Linked DNA regions of Homo sapiens: regions 1, 2 and 3 are each linked to region 4. A link is a contact called in ENCODE Hi-C or POLR2A ChIA-PET data. All regions are on one chromosome and are shown on one strand. Each heading gives the region's core, a stretch centred on a gene start or an enhancer-like site at or near the end of the contact. The rest is flanking DNA. Distances are from core to core; before and after follow the strand shown.

The links. Hi-C counts contacts between places; a loop is a spot of excess contacts on that map. ChIA-PET counts read pairs that join two places held with the same protein, here RNA polymerase II (POLR2A). Pooled maps may share reads with other maps.
Region 1: a map of naive thymus-derived CD4-positive, alpha-beta T cell shows a loop between it and region 4 (14-fold over the local background). The contact joins the enhancer-like site here to the promoter of CITED2 in region 4. A Hi-C loop is called at or near these places in 1 of 168 maps with a recorded cell type or tissue (naive thymus-derived CD4-positive, alpha-beta T cell) and 8 of 50 pooled maps. POLR2A ChIA-PET finds 5 or more read pairs at or near these places in 1 of 52 experiments (naive thymus-derived CD4-positive, alpha-beta T cell).
Region 2: a loop to region 4 is called in a map of naive thymus-derived CD4-positive, alpha-beta T cell, with 12 times the contacts of the local background. The contact joins the promoter of HIVEP2-DT here to the promoter of CITED2 in region 4. A Hi-C loop is called at or near these places in 1 of 168 maps with a recorded cell type or tissue (naive thymus-derived CD4-positive, alpha-beta T cell), 1 of 37 single-sample maps with no recorded cell type and 9 of 50 pooled maps. POLR2A ChIA-PET finds 5 or more read pairs at or near these places in 1 of 52 experiments (naive thymus-derived CD8-positive, alpha-beta T cell).
Region 3: a map of B cell shows a loop between it and region 4 (16-fold over the local background). The contact joins the promoter of ADAT2 here to the promoter of CITED2 in region 4. A Hi-C loop is called at or near these places in 3 of 168 maps with a recorded cell type or tissue (B cell and naive thymus-derived CD4-positive, alpha-beta T cell) and 9 of 50 pooled maps. POLR2A ChIA-PET finds 5 or more read pairs at or near these places in 1 of 52 experiments (CD4-positive, alpha-beta memory T cell).

The regions. Positions count from the first base shown.
Region 1 is chr6:142,853,768-142,858,167 of GRCh38, forward strand. The region is part of intron 1 of HIVEP2 (HIVEP zinc finger 2); the gene reads right to left. Among named protein-coding and RNA genes, the nearest start is that of HIVEP2, 89 kb to the right of the region's middle. Within about 2 kb of position 2,354, at least 6 of the 41 ENCODE cell types and tissues checked have a DNase peak (open chromatin) inside an H3K27ac peak, as active enhancers do.
Region 2 is chr6:142,945,188-142,949,156 of GRCh38, forward strand. HIVEP2-DT (HIVEP2 divergent transcript) reads left to right here and starts at 1,302. Exons shown (of 3, transcript XR_001744397.3): 1 at 1,302-3,969. It also overlaps a transcript of HIVEP2 not described here. RefSeq lists silencers at 129-358, 589-1,218, 1,269-1,488, 2,069-2,478 and an enhancer at 2,519-2,568.
Region 3 is chr6:143,448,429-143,452,690 of GRCh38, forward strand. It overlaps ADAT2 (adenosine deaminase tRNA specific 2), which reads right to left and starts at 2,267. Exons shown (of 6, transcript NM_182503.3): 1 at 2,135-2,267. The coding sequence starts at 2,230. PEX3 (peroxisomal biogenesis factor 3) reads left to right here and starts at 2,377. Exons shown (of 12, transcript NM_003630.3): 1 at 2,377-2,687. The coding sequence starts at 2,615. It also overlaps the pseudogene RNA5SP221. RefSeq lists enhancers at 1,273-2,255, 2,058-2,217 and silencers at 1,298-1,377, 1,438-1,517.
Region 4 is chr6:139,372,557-139,376,604 of GRCh38, forward strand. CITED2 (Cbp/p300 interacting transactivator with Glu/Asp rich carboxy-terminal domain 2) reads right to left here and starts at 2,092. Exons shown (of 2, transcript NM_006079.5): 1 at 1,857-2,092; 2 at 1-1,396. The coding sequence starts at 1,388. The coding sequence ends at 576. RefSeq lists silencers at 801-900, 1,471-1,620, 2,081-2,460, 2,631-2,940 and enhancers at 1,191-1,250, 1,761-1,930.

The DNA.
Region 1 (4,400 bases), core at 1,104-3,603, 3.5 Mb after region 4:
AGTGGCTCTTGTCTTTTGTCAGGGCAGCAGTGGTGGTCCAGGCATTGGTAGCAGCAGAGATGGCAGAAGAATGGAAAAGAAAAGAGGGCAGGGAAAATAAGTGAATCAGAAGCTAGAGCAGCCTTTGAAAAGGGAGTGTCCTAGAATTGAGGGCAAGAGAATTGAGGAAGAGAAGGGAATTCCTACCACAAGGCAACCGGGGAATTCCCTGGTTGGGGTTGCCATTCACTCTGTCACTGACTGGGAATATTCACTGTTTAGTCACATAATGTTCTCAGTCTTTGTTTCTTACTCTGGTTTCTTAAATTCAAGCTCTGTGTTGTTCATAAAAACCCGGTTCAGGCTGGTGGCTGTGCCATCCCCCTCAGATTTATTGTTAGCCTGTGGTAGTTCTCAATTAGGGTGATTCTGCCCCCTTAAGAGACACTAGGCAATGTCTGGGAGTTCTTTCTGGTTGCCAAGACTGGGAGTGGGAAGGGGTATGCTATTGTACCCTGGTGGGTAGAGGCCAGGGATGCTGGTAAGTATTCTACAATGCACAGGATAGTCGCCCACAACAAAGACTTATCTGGCTCCAAATGCCTAACCATGCTGGAGCTAAGAAAACCGGTAACATTGTAACTCTGCTGCAATAACTTTTTGGTACATGTCACTAGGCTCCTGATGTTTAAGCAAGTGATTATAACAAAAATCCTTTAGACTAATTGTATTACTCAAACTTCATCCTAAAGATCGTGCTCAACCAAGAGAAATTCTACAAAAAAACCCATAGTATTCTTCAGAATTACAAAGTGTGACATTTGTTTTTTAATTGAAGATGTCCAATCAAGACAGCCGAACTTTAGGAGGCTGGCAGAAAGGGCACGGGATGAACTTGGTATCACCTGAATGTAACTGAAATTTTCCAGGGAAGGCACTGCACAAACTCCTCTGTGAATGTGAACCCTGCCACCAATGCCACATCCTGCTTCTTAAGCTTTTCCATAAACAGCAGCTGTATTCCTCCCCAAGCATCAAATGACAACCCAGGAACATGCACACGTTCCTGAAATGCTCGCAGCCACCCAGTATTAAAGCAATAATCTCCCCCAGGGAAAAGTCCTACTGGGCCGGATGTAGGAAAAAGAATGAAAGCAGGCACAGCTTTCAGGTCCACTCCACCACAAATGACTCCATGACCCGGGCAAGGAACGTTAAGTAACTTCTTTCTGGTCCTTTTTTTCCTCAACTAAAAGCAGAAAAAGTTTGGCTTAGTCATCTGCAACTTCACTTTCAGTTCTCACCACCATGCTGGTTTTCTTCCCAAAAGGTAAAGAGAAGGGAATTGGCTCCAAAGAAAGTAGGTAAGAGGGAGCTTATGAAACCCGCTTCATTAAGGGTCCCAGTCACATGGAGTGTCTGTGGGCTACAATAGATGAACCACCCACGTGGTAAGTTCACCCACAAGAGCAACTTTTTTGAACACAGGCAAAAGCTGACCCCAAGCTTGATAGGCGAAGTCTCCACTGAGCTCCAGGCCACATGAGAAATGCTGACTGTGAGGATGAAGGACCAATCTTTGTGTGTGCACAGCAGGGAAAGGACTAATCATTCCACACTGGCCTCTTCCGCTACAACCTTCTGTACAAGTAACCGTCATCCCCAGAGCACCATCTTATCATTAGGAAGGACAGAAGAAGAAGAGTACAGTGTGTTTTAAACTGTCTTTGTGTTATAATAAAAATCACAAACAAAAACAAAATGGGCACAAACAGTATGAATTTGAGGAGCCTTTAATTTTAATGGGCAAATACTTAATGTATTAATAACCACGTGGTAGAAACCAAAATTAGTTCTGGGGAACCTCTCAACTATACTGAATTATCTGCTGAGATAGGTTTTGTTCATGGATCTACAATAAGAAAGGAATCTGTTTTCCTGAGTCTCCCCACTGAGTTTTTTATGCAGTGCTTCTGTTCATATGCTTAAGTGAGCCATTTAAAAGGAAGAGTGTCAACGTTGGACTCAGGCTTTACTGGTATGAAAGTGTAAAATTATATTTGTATCCACAGATTTCCAAAATCTCAGTATGCAAACTTATTAAAAATACACTATGGTGGAGGCATATATAAGAAGTGAAAGTATTCTTTCACTTATTTCTTATTACTGCCAGTTCAACATTATCACAAGCTCACAGGGCTATGTTTTCCCAACTGAAACACCAGGATGTTAATGTGTCTGAAATTTGAGACCTTCTGATAAATTATGCTTGTTTGCTGGTTTTGTTGTTTTTTGGTGTGTTTGTTTTCAGTAAAAGCTGGCACTTTATAAAATATCTGTCTTCAGTATTTGACAACGCTTGACAACCATTCTCTCGTTACTTTTTACCACATCCTGGTAAGGGGGAAATGGCAGGTAACTGCATCGCTTTTCACTAAAAAACAGACAGCAAGGGGTTAAAAAAAAAAAGAAAAGGAGAATTTATGTCTCCCAGTTCCACCTACTGCACCACTTTAATATCCAGGATTCTCCCCAAGCCATTCCCAGAGAAAAAAGTGAAAAGAATCTCCTTTGACTTGCTTGGGTCACTGCCCCCAAGACACTGAAGACTCAAAGATACTGAAGACTTCAATGTACAATACATTGGTGGTGAAACTAAAAGTCATATGCAAGGAGTTGACTCCCCTCTCACTGCAAATAATTCTAACATGACCGATGTGCTACAGAAATCAATAGCAGTAATGACTACCTTTTTTGGAACTGCCTCAGCAGTCAGCTGGAGAGGGGGCCTTGCTAAGCCCAGGCACACTGCCTGGATCAAGCACTGAAATCAAGCTTCACAAAAGAGAAGCGTGAGTAATTTACTTATTAAAGAGATAACTGTAAAGTCTGATACAAACAGACAAGCGTAAAGCCTTCAATGCACAAACCAAATGCTTGGCTTGGAGACCATAAAATGCAATCAGCAATGAAATCTAGGTTATATCACTCAACTTTCAAAAGTCTAATGCCCCTTTTTATCCTTAGAAAGATGACACAAAGAAATGACCTGTGAGGGAGACTTCTGGTTAGCAGGGGCTCCCCAAAGACACTGAGCCCACAGCAGGAAGTGGAGGGGAAACCTCAGTGACTGGTCCGAGACCAACCTGGACTTCCGTGTAAGGTACAATGCAGATAAAGGGGATTACTGTACTTCAAGTGGGTTCTGAAGCATTCTACATTATTCAAAAGGACAAAAATCTAGTCAGGTGTTGCCCAAATGGTCTCCTCTGTGATCATTTTTCTCATGTTGTTCAGAAACGTAGTGGTGATAGTGCATTTGTGAGACTCTGTGGCCAGGAAACAACATCTCTGTAACCCCAATTTTAAAATCATGACTTCACTGTCACCAACCAGCGAATGCCAAAAATAAAAAGGTAGAAACATCTAAAACGCTGTTAGAAAGTGAAGCTTGAGTTCATGAGCAAATTAGAAAAAAAAAAAAAGTCATTTGCCATCAGATGTTGTCTGTCAACTTAAAAAAAAATCCAAATAAAAAGAGAATTCAAACAGTTCTTCTACAATAAGCTATTGTATAGCCCCTAGATCTAAGTCATTCACAACTCCCGGAAATAACTGCATATTCGCCAAATGCTCTTATTTTGTATGTTCTCACGGGGTTTCAGGACTTGTGCAAATTGTTTTCCAAGCACCATCCGGCCATAATGACCAGGTTAGAACTGATAATTATGCCTGCCTGTCTATAGGTTTGTCAGCTAAAGAAATCCACAGACGGCTGCATCATGAGCAGAATTCTACTTCGGGTGCAGCTGCGCTGACCACACTGCATTAGAAAAACAACCCTCTTTGCAATAACCAGTTTTGGGCATCACTGGTTAAAAAAGACTAGTTTCCTGTTTTTCTCCAAAACTTCAGAGTGTGGGTATTGCTATTTTTTACCCCACCCACACATTTTTCTTTTTAATTGTTGAAGATTAGGTGCTGTAAACACCTAATCATGAGCATTTCTTTATATTAAAACTCCAGGTTTAATTTTAGGTCGGATTTGTTCTTTCCACACGGGGACTCCCCTTTGTTAAGACTTGTGTGGCTTCTCCTGCGGGCGGGGGGAAGCCACGGGGCTGCGGGCTGCTGTCTAGGAGGGGCTGGGGTCGGGTCTTGGGTCTGGGAACTTATCTATGGCCCAGTGTTGCCCCAGGCAGCTGTCCCCCACCATTGGCTTCCTGATGGCCCAGCTATGCATGGTCCCCGGCAGGGATGCTGCAGCTGACCTAGGGCGACAGGTGGTTGGGGGAAGAGAGGCTGTTCCCCCTAGAAGAGTATCTCAACCCAGGCTTGGGAAACAGCCCTTACTGATGAAGGCTGGGGGACTAACAGTGACATAAAGCATCAAGATCCCAGACATATCATCTTATTTCTGT
Region 2 (3,969 bases), core at 52-2,551, 3.6 Mb after region 4:
TTCCTGCCTCCAGCGCTCCCGCGCGGCCCCCTCCCCCCAGGACATTACGCAAAGCAGCCTCCCCTCATCTGCATAGATCCGCGGCCAGGGTATTCCCCGCATTTCCCCACGCGCCCGACACCCCTCCCGCGGTCTCCCCCATCCCCGCCCCCTCCGACCCTCACCCTCGGGCCACCGGGAAGGGGCTGGGGGCACACGCCGGGGAGCGGGGGACGGAGTTCGGCGGCGGCGATTCCAATATAAAGTGAAACAAGCTCCCAGCGCCGAAGGAGGCAGGAAAAACCCAGCGTCCAGGCCACTTACCGAGCCGAGGAGGGACCTAGATTCCCGCCGCTCCGCTCTCGCGGTGGCCGGTCCGCCCTCCGCGCACCCCGAGGCTGCACCCAGCACCCCAGACGCGAGACGTGGAGGAACGCTGTGAACGAGCCGGGAGACCCTCCAAGTTGCTCTGGGCTCCGTGGAGCGTCAAGGTCCAAGACACAACTTGGCAAAGACTTGTGCCACAGTCACCGAAGATGTTTGTGCGGAGACCCTCCTGCGGGGAACGACGGCGCTCGGCGGCGCCCCGCTCTCCTCCTCTCCACCCCCTCACCTCCAGCCCGCCTCCCGCCGGCCGCCCGCCTCCGGGCCGCGAGCCCCTCGGGCGGCTGTCAGCTCCCGGCCGCCGCCGGGTGACAGGGGCGGGAGGAGGGCGCGACGCGGCGGCCCGAGCCCCAGCGGGCGAGGGGGATCCTCGCAGCCGCGGCGGCCGCTCACCTGGAAAGTCACCGCTGAGGAGGAGGAGAAGGAGGACGGGGAGGAGGAGGGAGAGGAGGAGGGGGAGGAAACCCCCCTGGTGCCCTTGTTCTCGCTGCCGCGGCGGCCGCTCCTCGCCAAGGCTGAGCGTGTCTGGTGGGGGGTGTCTGGTAGCATTTCCTTAAGGACAGAGGGAGGGCGGGCGCGGAGGGAGGGAAAAGATCCCGACCGCCAGCCCAGGCTCCTCTTGCCTTTATTTATTTTTCTGACACTGTACGGAGATGGGCCCGGGGCAGGGGCCGCCGGGCTCAGGCGGGAGCCGCGAGGCCCGGGCCGCAGCTGTCTGCGTGCGGGAGCCGCAGCGGCCGCCTCCCCTCCCGGGCTGTGGACGCACCGGGTTATTCCTGGCAGCGCCTCCCCGAACAGAAGTTACTAGGAGGAGTGCGCGGCGAGGGCGGACGGGGGGAGAGGCGGAGGGAGGGAGGGAGGAAGAGGGAGAGACTCAGCCAACGACGTCATCGGATCCCCCAGCGCGTCCCAGGGAGGGAGGCTGAACCAGAAAAACCAGTCTGGAGCCAGTGAGCGAGAGAGGGATGTGCGGCGCGCGGGGCGACGGGGGAGGGAGGCGGTCGGGAGGGCAGGGCCGGGCCCCACGGCTGCCGCTGCGGGCGGGGAGATCGCGGCCGCGCACTCGCTCGGTCGGAGCGGGGAACTCCCCGGAGAGCTGGTCTCTACTTGTCATGCAAAAAAACTTGGGCATCTCTAGGAGCCTGAGAATTTCCTTTAAGGATGTGGAAACGTCCTCCGTCCCCACCCCTTCCCCATTTCCCAGAGAATCGTTGTCTGCCTTCCTGACGAACGGAATTGTATAATTAGTAGTGCCCTTAGATTTGGAACCAGTACTCCGGATCCCTGGCCTCTCCTCGCCCCCTGCCTCTACTCACAATTATGTTATCGGTCAAGAAAAGCAAAATCAGACTGTGGCTCCCGGCTGGGTTTCTGGAGCTTTGTAGGGTTTTACTAGCACTTTCCGTGCCCCTGCGGGCGCGCGAACTATTCACGTGCTCGAAACGCCCGGATTACCTTCCCTGAGGTCACTCACCAGGGTGCCCCCGGCACCCCCAGTTCGGGGACCGCGGCCCGCCCTCGCCAGGGGATTCAAATAGGTGTGGGCAGCGGCGCGAAGAGCAGCTGCCGGTTTCCTGGTGGGCCGCGCTGGAACCTCGGGGCGAGCTGCCACCTTCAGCCTGTGCGCTTCCCTCTCCACGGAAGGGACCGGAGTTGAAATCACAACCAACCCTGGGAGAGCGGGGCCGGGAGGCGGGGGAATCCCAGGCGAGTGGGAGCCGAAGCTCTGGGCTTCCTCCCCGGCCGGGCGACACCCGGGGGACACCGGGGCTCTCTCGGGCCGTTACCCTGCCTATGTGGACTGGTGTGCACCCTCGGGGGAGGTTCCTAGGGTGCCACGGTGCCCGAGCGCGACGAGTGACTGCTGGGGAGGGGGGCCGGGTCCCGGAGCGCCTCCTCCGGGTGGTCTCCCCCCCAGCGGGGACCGCGCGCAGCACCTCGCGGGCGCCCCAGCCCCCGCACCCTGCGGAGCAGAGCCGAGCGCCCAGGACGCCGCGGGCCCCAGCGGTCCTCCCCACCCCCTGGCCGCGCCGCCGCCCTGCCCGGGGCGGAGTAAACAAGAGACGCGCAAGATTTGACCTGGCGCGACCCGGCTTTCTGGCCGGGGTTCCCCCTGAGCAGGTGACTCCGTGGGAGGGGTGGAAATGAGTCTCTGGAATTCCGGGCCAAAGACAATAACTGTGGTTCTGCTTTTAAAGCAGGTATTTCACCAGCAACTGCGGAATGTTTTGTGTCTCCAGTTTCAAATTTCGCGGAAAGGGACCAAATGTGAGGACATATAAAATATCCCCTTCTCTTTTCATTAAAAATGAGTGCATTACAAAGGAAGGGCAGCCCCTTAATGCCTGCGAGAATAGCGCTGCTGGTTTCGTTTTTGTTTTGTTTTGTTTTGTTTTTCATTCTGACCCACAATCAGTGTATTTTTGAGGTCCCTATGCAATGGCGACGGTGCCGTGAAGGGCAACTCAGCAAAATAAAGCGGTGATACATTTTTTAACCGATTTTTTTCTCAGAGGAGAAAAATCTGAACAATTTGGCCTAAGTTTCACTTTGTCCTTCTCTTAGGTTGATCTCATTTAAATTCAGGGCCTACTTCCACTTAAGCAACTTCTTCTTTCATTGTATAGGTTCTTTAATATCCAACCTTTTTAAACTTAACTTGAAGCCTTTAATTTAAAAAACTGTCCCAATCATCATTTTCTTTTCAATGTATGCAGTTGCATTTTAAACATCCATTTAACACACAAAATGTGATTTTTGAAATTTTTTTCACTTTCAAACCCACCTGCTACATACTCCCAGAGAGCGTTTTATTTAATTGCTTAATAGAGAAGATTAAGCAGTTTCTTTAAGAATCCAATTTCCCTTCAACAAGCACAACAGCAGCTGCCCAAGCTCCCAGAAACTAAGCAAAGGCAAGTAGCAGGCAGCGTTTTGCTTCACTAGAATGAATGTTAGTTGAAACCTTAAATACCTCTTTAAAAGACTAGATTAAAGAGAATAATGGGAATATTAAGATACTCCGGTAGTTAGTTAAAATATTTTTTAAGGAAAACCAGGCAGATATACATCTATTTTGATGATTTGATCCCACCTTCAAAGAGGATCCCTGAAAAGAGTTTTAGTCACAATTTGACAAATTTTAAATAATTACTTTGTTTCAGAGTCATGAGGATGGAAAGAAGATAGCCTGCGTTGAGTTGAAGTAAAGTAAAAATATTATGAATATGTGTAACTAGGTGACATCCTCTCTGCTGGGAAGAATCCTTTTTTTTTTTTTTTTTTTTTTTCTGGTGACAGGTTCTTGCTCCATCACCCAGGCTGGAGTGCAGTGGCATGATCTTGGCTCACTGCAGCCTCTCCCTTTCAGGCTCAAGCAATCCTCCCACCTCAGCCTCCCGAGTGGAGGGGGAGCCACTGCAGATCTGGAGCAAATCAGCACCAGCCACTCCAGAGCCTGACCTACATAGGACTCAGAAAGCATTGTCTATTGTGATTGATTATTCCTGTGTTCAGTCCCAATGGCCTATTGATTGGGGGTTTCTCTCCAAAAGGCTGCATGGCTTTTCTTCTCTAAGTGAATCTCCTTTATAACCCATATTTTAT
Region 3 (4,262 bases), core at 1,017-3,516, 4.1 Mb after region 4:
AACTTTCAACTTTGGCTTAACTAGAGTTAACTTTATCAGCATATTAAATAAAAACTGTAATATACATGTTACATACAAAAAAAAAGGGTTTTCTAAATTCAGCTCCTCCCAACCAACAAACACCTCAAACATGCACACCCTTATTATCACCAAGCATTAAAATTGCTTTCACTTTTGCCAATTTAACAGGTAAAAAATTGTGTATCATTTTAATTTGAATTTCATTAATAGTGAAATTGTGTATTCATTTATTTGCTGGCTACTCACTCGTCACTTCTTTTAGAAATATCATGTTCAGGTGAGGTGTGGTAACTCACACCTGTAATCCCAGCACTTTGGGAGGCTGAGGTGGGACAACTGCCCGGGCCCAGGAGTTCAAGACCAGCTCGGGCAACACAGAGAGACCCTGTCTAAACCAAAAAAAAATCTTCTAAAAATAAAAAGAAATTTTAAAAAGAAATATATTCATAGCCTTTGACCTTTTTCAGTATTAGGGTATACATCTTTCCTTTTACGTCGGAAAGTACTTAGATTTTATATAAATTATATGCTACGGTTATTAAACCTGTCCTTTTATATATGTCGCAAATATTTTCCTTCTTTGTATTTCCTTTACTTTGTATCTTTTTCTTTTTTGAGACAGGGTCTGGCTCTGTCTCCCAGGTTGGAGTACAGTGGCACAGACACGGCTCACTGCGACCTCAATCTCCCAAGGCTCAAGCAATCCACCTTCCTCAGCCTCCTGAGTAGTTGGGACTACAGGCACATGCCACCATGCCCTACTAATTTTTAAATTTTTATTTAGTAGTGACGGGGTCTGGCTAAGTTGCCCAGGCTGTTCTTCAACTTTTGAGATCAAGAGATCCTCTTGCTTCTGCCTTCCAAAGTTTTGGGATTACAGGCATGAGCCACTGCATCTGGCCATGCTACTTTGTATCTTTTTAAACATGTAGATGTTTTCAAAGAATTTCTAGACCTCTCTGGCTTTGACATTTTTTGTCTCTTAATTGTATTATAAACACCTAGGGATGTGATTCCATAGTTTACGTCCTCCTACACAGGATTAAGGAGGCAGCTGCTTCTTGGGTTTTAGCATATACAAGTTTCTTCAAGGTCTTAAAGGAAAAAAAGTACTTGTTAGGAGGGCTACATGTCACTGGGCAACAGGAACTTTTCAGCTTCATTATAATCCTATAGCACCACCGCTGTATATGTGGTCCTATAAGATTATAATGGAGCTGAAAAGTGCTAGCGAGCTTCTTAACTGGGATAAAAGTTTGTTTGTAAACGTATGTAAATGTATTTACATGTGCTAGCCCAGGGTCAACCTAAAAGGTAGCGAAAGTGTTTAGCCCAGAAGTCTACATAGAAACTAGGGTTGTCTACCTCCATACCACCCTGAATGTCCCCCGATCTCGGAAGCTAAGCAGGGTCAGGCCTGGTTAGTACTTGGATGGGACAATAGGGCTAAGGTGAGTAGATTTAATGCTCCAGGATAACGACCTTTACCGACAGGTCATTGTGTGGCACGTGGCTGTATGTAGTTATTAAAATGTAAATACATATATTTACAAACAAACTTTTTTTCCCAGTTAAGAAGCTCGCTAGCACACAGCATTCTGTTGAAAGCCCCCTTTATTTCGCAGTCCTGAAGGGAGTGAGGGAAGGAAGTAAAAGGGCAGAGGAAATAATGAATGAATGCGAGACGCCGATTGTACAGGGACTTGTTTCCATACTGCTCTCTACCAGAAACGTTCTCAGTTTCCTTCCTTCTGCTGGACATGTTCCAAGGGCCAAAACCTCAAATAATGTGACTTTGTAGATTGGAGAGTGTGTGACCACAGAAAGGAAAGGGAGGCAGCACGTGCCAGCCGGCGACAGAATGTTAAGTCTGCAGCATACTCCACCGCAATGAAACAAATAATTTGTGTATTTCCTCCCCTTCCTTCGCCCAGAGCCACTGTGAGAATGGGCTACAGAAAGTTTCGAGGCAGTAAAGCCAGTTGTTCACCCAGAACATCTGACTGCCATAAAAATTATGGTGACGAGAAAGAACGTTTGCTCAAATGCCGGGGTCGGGTTGAGGGCTGGAGAAAGGTCCCACCCCGCAGCATCTACCTCCCGGGCTCCTCACCATGTGCATCGCCTCCTCCATCCACTTTTCGGTCTCCTCTGCCGACACCGAGCACGCGCCGCTTGCAGCTGGCTTGGGTGCCGCCTTCGCCTCCATACCCAGCCACCACTCAGCTACAGAGCCCGCGGCAGAGGAGGAGCGCGGGCAGCGGAACGCGGCGGGCCCGGGACCCCGTTTCCGGGGGTAGTCTAATGAAAAGGCACTCGGGAGCTATTTCTGAACGGACCTGGGCTTGTCGGACCAGTGAGCGGCGGCGGCTGCGCGGCGGCAGCGGCAGAAAGCGTAGCTGCTTTGCTGTAGTCCACGCCCCCTTGCCGCTCCGGTGACAGTCTCTGCGGAAAGTCACGTTTGTGATTTCGGGAGAGCACAGAACGGGACGACGGCGCTCTTGCTGGGTCATCTGGGCCAGGTGACGAAGAAACAGTTTCCTGGTGAAGCAGTCCCTCACCCCTAGTCAGCCCACACCCCTAGGGCCTAAAGATGCTGAGGTCTGTATGGAATTTTCTGAAACGCCACAAAAAGAAATGCATCTTCCTGGGCACGGTCCTTGGAGGTGGGTGACAACGTGCTTGAAAGGGGGCATTGGGAGAAGGGGGTGGGAGAGGTGACTTCTTCTAAAATAAGGACAGGCCGGGCGATCCTAGTCTGGGATATGTAGAGGGAGTTCGATCAACCATGGGATGAAAAGGGAGGTGGCCAACCTCCAGGGTTCTCCCATCTCTGCAGTTGAGAAATGCCTCTGTGCCCTTTGCCCTGTCACCGACTCTTAACTCTGTTTCTCACCTATCCTTTTTTCTCACGGACCTTTGGAGAACTCATCACAGTTTAAGTTTCTGTTTCAAGGCACCATTCTCTTACAGGAACTTTTTAAAAAAAATTCTGCTTTCCTGTGAGATTCTGCATTTCTCCTTGGCACTCTTGATACTTTGGCTCTCACCCTTCTCAGGAGTTTAATAATAATCTAGGGAAGTTACCTATAGGCTGCACTTCGGGTGGTGGTTAAAGTCGATTTGAATTTTTGAAAACAGCGCAGTTGTCCTAAAGGACTGAAAGATATGGATTAGATAAAGAAAAACAAATCAATATTTTAGCTCTGTTTCTGCCATTTTAGAATACAAACTATGGCAGTAAGAAAAATGCTTGAGGGATGTTGTGCAATCTTCCTCAGGATCTTCAAGGTTGGGATCATTGTAATCTAGCTGACATAACTGAGTTGCACAGGCCCAGAGGAGATTTAGAAACAGATAAGATAAAAATCTTGAGACGCTTTTCCCTCATACAATGCTCATGTGATAATATTCAGGGATTTGAAGGAGGGAATAAAAGTTTTGTGAATTATATGAAAAGGACATCTAGGAACTATAAAAGAGGAAATTTGTTAGAACTTGAGTTTTTGAGAAATAGTCTCATCACTTATTACATGCTATGTTTACAAAAGTACTTAAAATCAAGAACAGAGTTTCCCAAAGAATTTGGTTGGCTTTTCTCTTAGTATTAGATTGTATTCTGTTCTCCCCAAACAATTTGAAATTAACAGTACGTATTAGATTGTATTCTGTTCTCCCCAAACAATTTGCAATTAATACCTTTAGCATCAATAGTTCAGATTTTGGTGATGCTTGAAAGTTTGAAACAGAGTTCTTGTTGCTGAGCCAAGGATGGTGTTTTGCATGTCTCTGAGGTCTATCACACATCAATAATAAGCATATGTAAATTTTGAACACCTTCGAGAAATCCTTTATATATAAAAGGTATTTTCTGATATCTTCAGTCGCTAGTATCTAATGTATATTTAAATTATCCTAAGACTACAGAGTCCATTTTATTTATAAAAGCTAAAAATATATGTGTGATTGAAGAAATACAAATAAAGTATTTTTGCGTTTACTGAAGGAAGGAAAATTATCTCTTTAGCGATCTCAGAAGGAATACTCCTTCAGCTTATGGAACAACTTTGTAGTAGATTAGAAATAATCACAGGGGAAGCAAAAGAGTATACTTAAACTTATAATTTTTTTAAAAAACTAACAAGAGCTTTATAGTTACAGAATAAGAGGAATGCAAAAAATAGAAAAGTTCAGACGGCCAGAAAGAGAAAATAATCCTAGTGTTTTATATCAAAAAAGGA
Region 4 (4,048 bases), core at 842-3,341:
TGACTTTCCTGATCCAGAACAGTTTGGCCCACATCTGTTTAATCTTCCAGTTTAGCATATTTTAAAAATTAGTCTGTACTCAAATGCATAGTTAAAAAAATGAAGCGAGATGGCAGTTTGTGCAGTAATATCTGCCCTTCGAAGTTCATGCAACCAACTAATGCAATTTTTCCTTTCACTCGTAAATCTGAATGCAGTTCAGTCATTTGAAACCATCTACAAAATCCACAAGATTAAGCAGTTTGCCAAGATTAATATCTAACAGTTGAGCACTGGAGAAAGTGAGGGAAAGGAGTAAAAACAAACAACGAAAAAGACCAAGTTAGCTAGATATTTCAACTACATAAGGGAGGTGGGTGAATGTCAAGGCTACAAAAACGAAACAAAAACAGGAAAAAAAAGTGGCAGCAATTTTTTTTAAAACCAATTTGTACAAGTTTATAGTTTACTTTGTTTCCAAGTTCTCAAACCTTTCAAGATCTGAAAAGTGAGATACTGTGTCTAAGGGAATGTTTCTTTTAATTCACGCCGAAGAAGTTGGGGGTTTGATTTCTTTCGCCGGGGTTTCGATCGAGTCAACAGCTCACTCTGCTGGGCTGCTGTTTGCACACGAAGTCCGTCATAAAATCAAACTCGTTTTGCCCCAGCCAGAGTTCGGGCAGCTCCTTGATGCGGTCCAAACCCATTTCTATCACCAAGGACATAAGAACTTCCTCGTCGATGAAATCAGTGTCTATGACATTGGGCGGCAGCATTGCAGCGGGGACGTGGGCCACGGAGGCGGGCATGTTGCCGCTGCCGCTGCCGCCGCCGCTGTTGCTGCTGCCCGCGCCGCCGCCCGAGCTGCTGCCAGAGCCGCCGGGGGTGCTGCTGCCGCCCGAGCCGCCGGGGGTGCTGCTGCCGCCGCTGTGCTTGGGGTTGCAATCTCGGAAGTGCTGGTTTGTCCCGTTCATCTGGTGGCCTGCAGCAGGGTGCAAATCCGGCATGTAGTGGTTGTGGGGGTAGGGGTGATGGTTGAAATACTGGTTGTTGAGCTTCTGCAGCTGCATGCTGGCCGGCAGGGAGCCTCCCTGGCTGGCCACCGGGGGACCCATGAACTGGGAGTTGTTAAACCTGGCCGCGGGGGCCAGCGCGCTCGGGGGGTGCCCTCCGTTCACAGTCCCCGGCCCCATCGCATGCCTGATGCCGCTCGTGGCATTCATGTTGCCCGCGCCGTAGTGTATGTGCTCGCCCATTAGGGCGTTGAAGGCGTGCTGGGGCTGCTGCTGCTGGTGGTGATGGGGGCTCGGGAACTGCCCCATGCCCATGCGGTGGGCAGGGTGATGGTGCAGCCCATTGGTGCCGTCGGGGAAGCGCCCGTGGTTCATGGCCATCATATGGTCTGCCATTTCCAGTCCTGGAAGTGAAAAGGGCAGATAATGAGACCCGCGCCACACGTGTCGCCCACCACAGCGCACCCCACTTTTGCTCGCCTCTGCCCCCCAGGATTCCCGGGCGCACGTCGGCTGCGAACCACCACCCCCAAGATCCCACTAACAGCCTGTGCACCCGGGCTAGCCACCACGGAAGAGCTACCACTCATAACACAGCCGGACGCTGCACAAACAGCCCCTTCCCCTGCGATCGGGCGGGGGGACCCGAGCCCACACCCCCTTTGCTCCCCGAAGTGGCCTAATAAAGGAAGTGCCCCGTAGCCCTGCTGCGAACTTCAGGCATTAAATCAGCCCTCCTCATCCTGTTGTTGCACATCCTGTTGTTATTCCCCAGCTTCGCCTCACGCTCTTCCTCCGGGCAAACCCTGCCCTCGGAGGACTGGGCTGGCAAGAGCCCCAGCCAGCTTCGCCCGTCGCGCTTACCTTCCGTTTTTGCGATTTCTGCTCCGAAGACCGAGGGCGGGCTCGTCGCGTCCAGGACCGGCTCAGCAGCACATAGAGGGGACCTTCCTGGCGTGCAAAGCGCTTCGCTGTCGCGATGTCGGCGCCGAGGTCTCGCAGCGGCCGCTGGGGCAGATTCGGAGCCGTTCCCTTTTATTTCCCCTCCGTTGCCCTCACAGCTCGGCAGGACCGCCCGGCAGCTGCCAACAATGAGCTGTGTTTCTTAGGGCTTTGGCCACAGTTAATATAGGCATTTCGGAAAGGCGGAGCGAGAGCCTCCAGGGCGGGCGGCGCCAAGACGCGGATTCCGGAACACCGCGAACACCCTGGACCGGGTCCCGGAGCCGCGTCCCCGCCGCCCGCGGCACGTGCTGCAGAGGCTGCGGGGCCCGGGGGCCGCCCAGTCGCCCCGTCGCCCCCCGACTCTGGTTTCTTCCCGGCCCAGAAACGCGAGGTTGGCTCAGCCACCCCCGAGGCAGGGGGAAAATCCTCCCCTGCCGCCCCGCCCGAAGGTAGAGCCTGCCGGGATAGCCACGAGGAGAGCTCACCGCCCCCCTCAGGCTGGATCTACCCCACCCCCAGCTTTCTCACTCGGTTCACCTAGCGATCTGCCCCGCTCTCTACGGGAAAAGGGGACTCGCCCAGCGCCCCCCGCCCTCCAGAGTGCCCTTGTGCCTCCCCGGTTTTGCAAAAGCTTCCACAGGCAGCGAAGAATGGCTGTGCTTCCTCGAGTTGGGTTTTAAAGACCCGGACAAATAATGCGCCCTTTCCTGAGCGCGCCTTCCTAGGCTGTGCCTTTGTGTTTTCATACGGGCAGTGGGTAGACCTACTCTAGATCACCGCTTGTAGATGCATTTTTTTCCTCCACTCCTTTCAAGGACAGGAGCTGGGGGCGGGGAGGGGCAGCCGCTGCAGGTGGACGGAGCGCGCTCGAGGGCCCGGCCACCCCCGCTCCCGCGCCCTGGAATTCCAGTCCGCGCTTTCGGGCCCGCCTGCCGCTCCCGGGGTACGTGTGCTTCTGCTAAGTTTGCGTTTGCAGCTCTTGGTAGCTTTGGCATCCGAGCTGAGGCGTCTCTGCTCTGTAAACAAACTCAGCGATCCTCGTCCCCAGATCCACCTTTTTGCACATACACAGTTACTTGCTTCTGCTGTTGCCCTGGATCCGGGAGGTGGGGGTGTGTACAAACTTGCAGAGCCTCCCTCCGGGCTCTGCCTGACGGTTTGGGGTTGATTTAGAAGCAAACGGGTTTGTAATTAAGAAATTTGAGGGCTGAGTAAGGCTGCTCTTGCTGGAAAAGGAAAACAAATAGATAACGTGGTAATCGCTTTGTAAATAAAGTCGTTCTGGAGGTGGGCACGTAGCTGCACGTCCCGTATGGCACCACGCGCACACACACGGCTGGGACTCTTCCTTTTCAGTGAAATTGTTCAGTGGGGCAATGGGCGATAATAATAACCTTGCTTCCACAACGCGGCACAACGAGCCTGGTCGCCCGTTTGGTTCATTGACTTGCAAATAAAACCCCTAACACAGGTCTGGGCTACTACCAAGTCGGAGCTCTCTGGCTTTCTCACATGGGGAAGCCGAGTTGTTTCCCCAACACCATGATGGGGCTGTTCTGAGCTTTTACATTGCTCTTTATGTGGTAAAATCGAGTTTAGCGCTCCGAATAAGGACTTCTGGGCAGTTGTTTCTTCATAACTCGATAGCCATTGAAGACTTCCTGCTGCGAAGAGCGAGTCCGCCTCCCCGCCCCCCCCTCGTCTTTTTCCCCCTTCTTGCACACAAGACTTTTAAAGGCCCTGTTTCTTGAGGACTGGAAATTCTGATACATTTCCCCGTTCAGGAATTTGCAAAAGAGACCCAATCCTGATTATTTTCGTCTATGACCCCTCTGTCTTTTCCTAGTCAGGCATATTTTTGTAAATGTTGTTACTTTGTGTCTTGTCTTCTTTCCTCTTCCAGGCTCTCCGGCAAACCGTGCAGGCAAATAATTTTTAAACCTCAAAAATATTTACTTTTTAGAGATACGGGCACATGACACATTGCATTGTTAGTTGCAACAATTCCCTATTCTCCTAACCTCCCACCACCTTTACCTGTAGGTCAGGACATGCAGTTTACCGTATCAGAGGCTTGGATACCTGAAGGGGCCACTTCCTATAAAAAAACA